2 separate regions of the Homo sapiens genome follow, and region 1 is linked to region 2. Evidence: chromatin loops called from intact Hi-C (ENCODE). Cell type or tissue: heart left ventricle. All regions are shown on one strand.

The links. Peaks named below come from ENCODE experiments on the same cell type or tissue, not always from the same donor. Only the 100,000 strongest peaks of a DNase experiment are listed, where the experiment ranks them.
Region 1: it touches region 2 in a loop (2.3-fold over the local background); 5 of 110 quality-filtered maps call a loop at or near these places.

The regions. Positions count from the first base shown.
Region 1 is chr4:168,402,597-168,406,596 of GRCh38, forward strand. DDX60L (DExD/H-box 60 like) reads right to left here. Exons shown (of 38, transcript NM_001012967.3): 24 at 3,354-3,482; 25 at 1,386-1,510. Among named protein-coding and RNA genes, the nearest start is that of DDX60L, 76 kb to the right of the region's middle. In heart left ventricle, no CTCF peak of the experiment used is centred here; no DNase peak of the experiment used is centred here.
Region 2 is chr4:168,250,905-168,254,904 of GRCh38, forward strand. DDX60 (DExD/H-box helicase 60) reads right to left here. Exons shown (of 38, transcript NM_017631.6): 27 at 1,605-1,752; 28 at 50-202. Among named protein-coding and RNA genes, the nearest start is that of DDX60, 66 kb to the right of the region's middle. In heart left ventricle, a CTCF peak has its summit at 1,841 (motif pointing right); no DNase peak of the experiment used is centred here.

The sequences.
Region 1 (4,000 bases), 150 kb after region 2:
ACATAGCCAAAGGAGGGCAGAGCTGCAGTTTAAGCTAAGATTTGACCCAAAGTATGCGCTCTTAACTACGCCTCTACATGGGCACCAGTCACTAATCATGCATCTTGTCAGCACCATGTGTTTTTTCTAGGGTCCAGATTAGGGAAGGGAAGTTGACCCAGCTTGAGCCTAAACCAACTGTCATAGAGTTCTCAATGTTCCAGAGCTACAAACCAGTGGACTCAACCTAGGATTTCTGTAGCATATTTTCAAGACAACTGGAAACTCCGTTAAAGCTGGCAAAGATCTCGTTCCCAAACATTTAAAATGTCTATTTTTAAAAATAATTTATTTTACAAAAGTAAATGCATGTAAGTGTATAAATAATGAATCCTGTTTCTGTTCAGATTCCTATCCCAAAGTCATACTTTCAGCCATTCCTCAGTGATATATAGGGGTACATTTGTTTCTAACTAAAATTCAGAGCCACACTGGAAAGTAATCTAGATAGATGTTATAACATGTTGGCAGAATACCTCATTTGTTTACTCTGGTCCAAGCACAAAAGAAGAAGAAATTTTCTTGTAATTCCCCACATTTGTGACTTCAGTCATACTACTCTTTAATTTCTCTTATCATCATCTTTTGGTTACTGACCACCAGCACGGACTTCGGATGCGTAACAGAACACATGTGGCTTAGTGCTACCATTTAACGTATCTACACACCTATGTGTTTGTGTGTTTGTCTTTGTAAACAACTTCACATTACCATTGGATCAAGGTCCTGGGAATTTATTTTATGCAAATTTTCGTAGTTAAAATAATTTAAAATTCTCTGGGCTAAATAAGTTTTTTGGTTCTGATTATTAGAGTGGGTCCAGGGTACACAGTGTTACCCACTTAATGTGTCCCACTTCGGTTCTCCTAATCAAAGAGAGATGCTAAATACCACTCAAGGTCTTTTTAGTATACCACACCATATCAAGGAAAGCCTCTGGGCTTAGTTTTCTTAGCTATAAATTAAAAACCAAACATTCAATAAATTATGAATGCTTTATGTGTTTTACATCTGTACATGAAAAATGCAATTTAGTTCCTAAAGGAACATTTCTAAAGTTAATGATAGTTGCTTACAAAAAGAAATTTAGGAAAGCTGAAAACCTTTTTAAAAATCAAAAGTCAAGGAAGTAAGAGGGTAATAAGATGAAAAATTTTATAAGGATTGACCTAGAAGACTGACCCATTTCTTTAAAAATAAAATCTATATTATTTTTCTAAAATGCAACAAAATGGTAAAAGTAGGGTTACTTCTAACCACTATATATAAATGAGACTAATTGAAAACAAAACCAAACAAAAAATTCTCACATATAAACAAAGATAAATTAAGTTTCAGTTACTTACAAAAAAAATATTGCAGGCAACTTATCCATTTGTCTTAACTTTTCAACAAGAAGAGGAAACATTTTCACCATATCTTTTGAACTAGACAATGAATCCGGACTAAGGTTCTTCAGTACTCTTTTGACCTACAACAGTAAGTAAAAATTATTTAAAAAAAAAAAAAGAATTTGTGGAAACAGAAGAAAGAAAGGAATTATTTTGTTGTCTAAAATTAGAATAATTTTTCATATATAATTTTGGGTGGGTTTTTAAAATAGTCCTTTAATATTATCAAGTAGTGGTAAAAGTCAACAGAGTCACAGACATCTCTATACTAAAGAATAGATAATAAAAGATATAAAATATAATATATGATATTTTGTAGGTACTACAAATAAGTCAGTAGGATAAGGATGTTCATAAAATGTTGCTGTTTCAACTGTTGCAGGAAGAGTGACAAAGGGTTTCTCCAGTTATTATATAACAAAATAGCTGCCAAATATGTTAAGGAGTATATAAAACCTATAATGGAAAAGAAATTTAATTTCTTAAAATTAAAAAGAAAAAGTTTTAACTATGTCTACCAATAATTTGTAATAGTATACAGACATGTTTATAATGCTTAACTGAAAATTCAAGAGATAAGTGAGTCACAAAATACAATGGCCAATAGAAGTGTAATAAGTTGTTCACCTCAGATATTGTTGAAATTGTGGATAGTAACTTTTATCCTACTATTCCATATTTGATAATTTTTTTATAAACAGCATCTACCTCTTTTTTAATCAGAAAAAATAAATGTTATTTTACATCAGGAAAATTAACATTAAATTCCTTTACATAATATACAATGGAAAATCTTTGATGAAATAGTTATGGCTATCATGAATAATTTTCTTGACAAAGTTATTTTCCAGTTTAATTATCATTTGAGGGGTGGCAAATAGGGACATCCTTGGTATTCAGTTTTCCCCTGATTAACATTTAATGGAACACAGCATTCTGTGCCAAACAGGCTAAATTATTTGTAATATTTCCTAACATCAGTATCATTTTTTTTTTTTTTGAAGATGAGTCTCCCTCTGTTGCCCAGACTGGAGTACAGTGGCATGATCTTGGCTCACTGCAACCTCTGCCTCCCAGGCTCAAGTGATTCTTCCACTTCAATCTCCAGAGTAGCTAGGATTACAGGCATGCGCCACCACATCTGGCTAATTTTTGTATTTTTTTAGAGACAGGATTTCACCATGTTGGCCAGGCTGGTCACAAGCTTCTGGCCTCAAGTGATCCACTCGCCTCAGCTTCCCAAAGTGCTGGGATTATAGGTGTGAGCCACCACTCCCGGCCAACCCATACCATTTTTATCTTTATTTCTTTCACCACCAGAGTGAAAAATGCAAATAAACATGACAGTCAGCAAACTAGAACCAAAGATGCATCAATGTTATGCTCAAAGATATCTTTGCTTCTCAGCATAGCCACCTACGAGTCTGTCATCTATAAATTTGCCTGAGCCTCTTTCAGGTATATTTATATTTTCTCATTTATCATCATGTACATGAGTTTCAGAAATTGGTTATTTTTAAATAATTTATTTTTATTTGCACAAAACTTTCTTAGATTAGCCCCTGTACTAATTCCTGATCTCCACTATCATTCCTCTGGAGCCAGTCCCTCTTCTGTGAAAGCCTCGGCAACATTGGTTCTCCTGTTAAAGTTAAAGGTTCTTCGTTTTTAGCTGTTTGTAGCTGTTACCTGAAGAAACCAAAAGCCTATGGTGCATGTTTTAAAGGTCACTGAGCTAAGAAATGAAACCATTTCCCTCCTCCTTTATTCTATCTCATACTCACTGGATAACATGTTTAAATGGAATTACTAAAACAAAAATCGGAATAAAAAGATTACAAAACATTTATTGGCTAAATTATTATGCAACTCCAAACAATTAACAATTAAGTGAAACTTTGTCCAAGAAAGTGTGAAAATTACCTTCTTCACTTGGCCATTTTTAATCCAATTTGTCAATTCTGCCTTTAAGTTTTCTTCATATTTTCTAGCATCCAACTTCTTAATGACTATCTTATTCTTAAAAAGAATGAATTCCTCTGGACACAATTCCTTGGGGGGAAAATTATCACAAAATTAAGCTAAGCTATGCAATCTATAGTAAGAAAAATACAATGATGTATTTAAGTTTACTTGTCTCCTTAACAAAATTGCAAACTCCTTGAGGGCAGAGGCTGTTGAACATCTTTTTACCTCCCAATAATTTCTAACACATAAACCTATGATGATGGGTGAACTCTTCAAAAGAAAGAATACAGGGCACAGCTGATGAAAAGATGAAAACCAACAGAGAAGAGAATAGAGGAATATAAGTCCAAAAACACAATTAAAGTAGTATGGTATCCCAAAAGCTAAAAGAAGACATATTTTTGAGAATTACAGAATATTCCATGCTACGTACAATAATAAAGTCACAAAGAATGGCTGAAAATAAGAAAAAATAACTGATTATTTCAAAATAGCAGCATCAACCAAGTAGAGAGAATAAGTGTGCTTACCTGTAGAGTAATTTTGCTATATTCTGGAATAGCATTAACTAAAGTTCATTTTGGTGAATATATATTTCTATA
Region 2 (4,000 bases):
CTTGAAACAGTCACAATTTCAATTTTTAGAATGAAGAAAATTCACCTACCCTAAGATATCCTTTTCTAAAGAGGATTTCAACTAATTGTTTTTCTTTGAAACTCATAGCACTGTGATGATATCCAATACCCCTTTCTGCCAAGGCTTTCAATTCTTCACCTTTTCTTTCAAATTTTACTCGACCAAATACCTTCTGCAAAGTCTAAAAGAAGCAAGACATTTAGGGATTATGATTTAATTTTAATTATAATTAAAAATGTCTAAATGAAAATAACATGCATACTATGTAATAATTTGGCTAAACAGGCAACTATTTGAAACTGACTCTACATGAATACAAAGAACATTATGGCAGCAACAGTAACTACAAGAAAAATCTTCCCACTTCTTTGGACAGACCATCTTAAACTGTCTTACTCCACTTCTGGGGCAGAAAATTTTGACAAAGTAGCAGATAAAACACCAAGTGGTGGTGAGTGCATGACTGCTCTTGCCTGAGGGATATCAGTTGGCTATTGGAGCCTCAGGAGTTTTCCCCAACAGGGAGAATTCTCCAAGAAGGCAGAGGAGGTTCCTTACCCTATGTGGTCCGGGAATGCCTACTTCCCATTGAAACTGAGCACAAATGGACTTAAAAATATCCAGGTCTTAAAGAAGAAATACGGTTGTGTCCAGAGATACATGGACAAAGATGAACACTGCTTATGAAGGAAGAGCGACAAAAAAACGCTTCCAAAAGCAAAAGGCTGGTTAGTGGTTACTTCAATTATGTATTCACTCACACAACAGAATATCAAGTATTCATTAAAATGATGATCGAAATACATGGTTATAAAAAATAAGACACCATGAAGCTTACAAAAGAAGGTGCACAATAGAATGATACATATATGTGTACACACATACGCAAAATGTATGTAAGTTTGTATGTGTATAGTCACAGGAAAATGAGATAAAAGGTTGGTCTGGAAGGGCAGTGAGTACTATGAGTGATGACATTGATTTTATTATTACTATATTTATATCTTCAAATTTGTCTACTATAAGCATGAGTAATTTGCATTTTAAAAGGTTTCTGCATACCAGTTTTAGCTATTCCAATGCCTCTTTGGTGTTTTAGCTATAATGTAAAAAGCCCCTGATTTTGAGAAATTCTGTGAATATTACTTAAAGTGTATTGGACCACATGCACCCAAATTTTCAAATGCAGCATGTGAAATTGAAGTCTAGAATTCAGGCTGTGGAAACAATGTAATAGAAACAAATAACGAAACGGCAAACATTTTCAGAGGTGAACTGTTAACAGGCAAGAAATAATCTACAATTGCTAAATCTGTTGCACAGGTATCTCAGTGTGTGCTACTAGGGAATTTGACCTAGGAGACTCCTCCATGAACCCTGGCTTAGACTATTATGTCCTTTTTAGATATGCACTGCAGAGCATTCAAGAGTGATATGTAGCTAAAGGAGAGTTCTCTTTTGGTAGGGATTGTATTAATTATGTATTATATTATGCATATATCTTATTAAGCATTATCTACAACTAACAAGCTATGGCTGACAAATGAAATAGTTTGGAGAACGATCAGGTTGTAAGTGCTGACCTCAGTGTCCACTGCTTTTTGATCAGCATATGTGCAGTCCTGTGGGATTTCCAGGTTCTTCTCTAGACACTTCACTAGATTATCATGTTCAGCTTCATGTATTAGGCTTTGATCCACATTTCTGGTTTTTTTCTGGCTCTTTTCATCTCTGTTCATAAAAATAAAATTTTAATTAATGAAATTGTAAATAATGAATGAAGTAATTAATTTGATTTGGCCACCAGAGGATGCCCAAGACTTCCCAAGTCAGTCTTCTCACCCAGACTTCCACGGCTGTGCATCTTTATTATTTTATTTTATTTTATTTTATTTTCAAGATGGAGTCTTTCTCTGTCACCCAGGCTGGAGTGTAATGGCGTGATCTCAGCTCACTGCAACCTCCACTTCCTGGGTTCAAGCAATTCTCCTGCCTCAGCCTCCCGAGTAGCTGGGATTACAGGTGTCCACCACCGCACCTGGCTAAATTTTGTATCTTCAGTAGAGACGGGGTTTCACCATGTTGGCCAGGCTTGTCTTGAACTCCTGACCTCGTGGTCCACCTGCCTCGGCCTCCCAAAGTGCTGGGATTACAGGCATGAGCCACCGTGCCCGGCCTGCTGTGCATCTTTAATAACTCAGTCTTCCTCTAATGCCCTTCCTTTTCAGCCTCTGGATGTTATGATCCATCATGAGAAAATTCTATCACATATTGATATTTTCTGGGATGTTCCTTTTCCTTCTGGCTGTAGTCTTGCCAAACCCAGTTCTCCCAAGATAACTCTGTTTCTCCTTGTTAAAGTGATGATCATTTTCTCTTCCTCGGCCTTCATGACCCTGGGCTTGGATGTAAGGTAGGCATTCTCCTTGCTCCACATTGCCAATTCTAGTCATTCTCCTTCCCTCCTTGTAGTGGATGCTACAGCTGCTTTGAGTTGGGTTGCTAAGGCTCTCAGCTGCACCATTCCCTGGACAATTGCCCTAAACTGACAGAGGCCTCTTGGAGATGCCTGGGTGGTTACGACCTCTCCTGGGGATGGGAAATAGCCCACACCCAATGTCTGAGTGACATGAAGTATAAAAATCAGCCCCCTTGACTCAAGGTGGGGCAATTCTCTGGTGTCCTGGCATTCCCAGTAGGGTTAGAATCAGGCTATATTCTAGCAGAAGCCACATTCTTGCTTTTCTTCACCTTCCCTTTCTTGCTTCGTTCATTTTCTCATAGGTCCCTCATGAGCACACACCTTCAATAAATCCCTTCCACAGATATCCTCATCTCAGTGTATGCTACTAGGAATCTACCTAGAAGACTCCTCCGTAAACCCTGGCTTAGACTATTGTATCATCATACTGTGTTGTCCATCCATCACCCCTCAATGTAACATGCACCCAAGTCACTTATCACTTATTTGATTTTTTAAATTTTTCTCTTAGCTGTGCACGGAAGACAATTCTAAATATGAGAAGATGTGCTCACTTGTATGTCATCATTACGTGTTAAGTAACGTTACCTTTAACTCAGGGGAGAACGCTCTGACTATGGAAGGGCCTGGCCCTAAAATTTGCAGAGCATGTGGCAAAGCTCCACATATTATTGCCTCACTGTAAGTTTTTAGTCAAGGTAATAAACCGTCAAATAAAATAAATTCTATCCACCTACCTTGACAAATATAGCTCCATAATAACCTGGAATTCAAGGGTGAGAATGAGCTCCGGGTGGGCATGTCTCCTTAGCTCCACTGGCCCCTTGCTTTATGGGAATGGATGCAGATGGAAGAGGCCAGAGTGGGACTATCTAAAGGGTCCCCTCACCCTCACTTTATTTTTATAACTTGAAGTCACTAAGAAGGCTTACACCTCCTATGCTGTCCCTGGGTTTTTACCTCCCATGCTTCTAAGGAAACAGAAAAATAGGTAGAGGAAATATAAGCAGAAGGATCAGCAGCAAATTCTAGTTTGCTCTAGAATTTGGAAAACCTAAATCAGAAATGCTCTAAAAGCTGTTTCAACTTGGAGAGAAATATCTTTCATTCATTCAAATATATTTATGGAATAATATTACCTGCCAGGTAATGTGCTAAGCACTAAAGACACAAGAAGAAAAATACACGGTTCCTGTTGAAAAGGAACTTAAAATTTAGGAAAAAGAAATACATATAAACAACAATACATTACAATAATTGATCTACTAGCTATTGAAAGTGTAGAAGAACATAGGAGAGAGGGTAGAAATTCTAACTGCAGGAATCAAGGAAAGATTCAGAGATGAGATACCAAAAAGGGAGCAATCAGGAAGGAGGGCACTCAAGGCAGATGGGTCAGTTCATGGAAAGGAAGAGGTAGAAAAGTAAGTCATGTGAGGAGAATCATAAATATTGAGTATTGGTAGAGGAGAGTGGTAGGAAGTGAGACTGATCGAG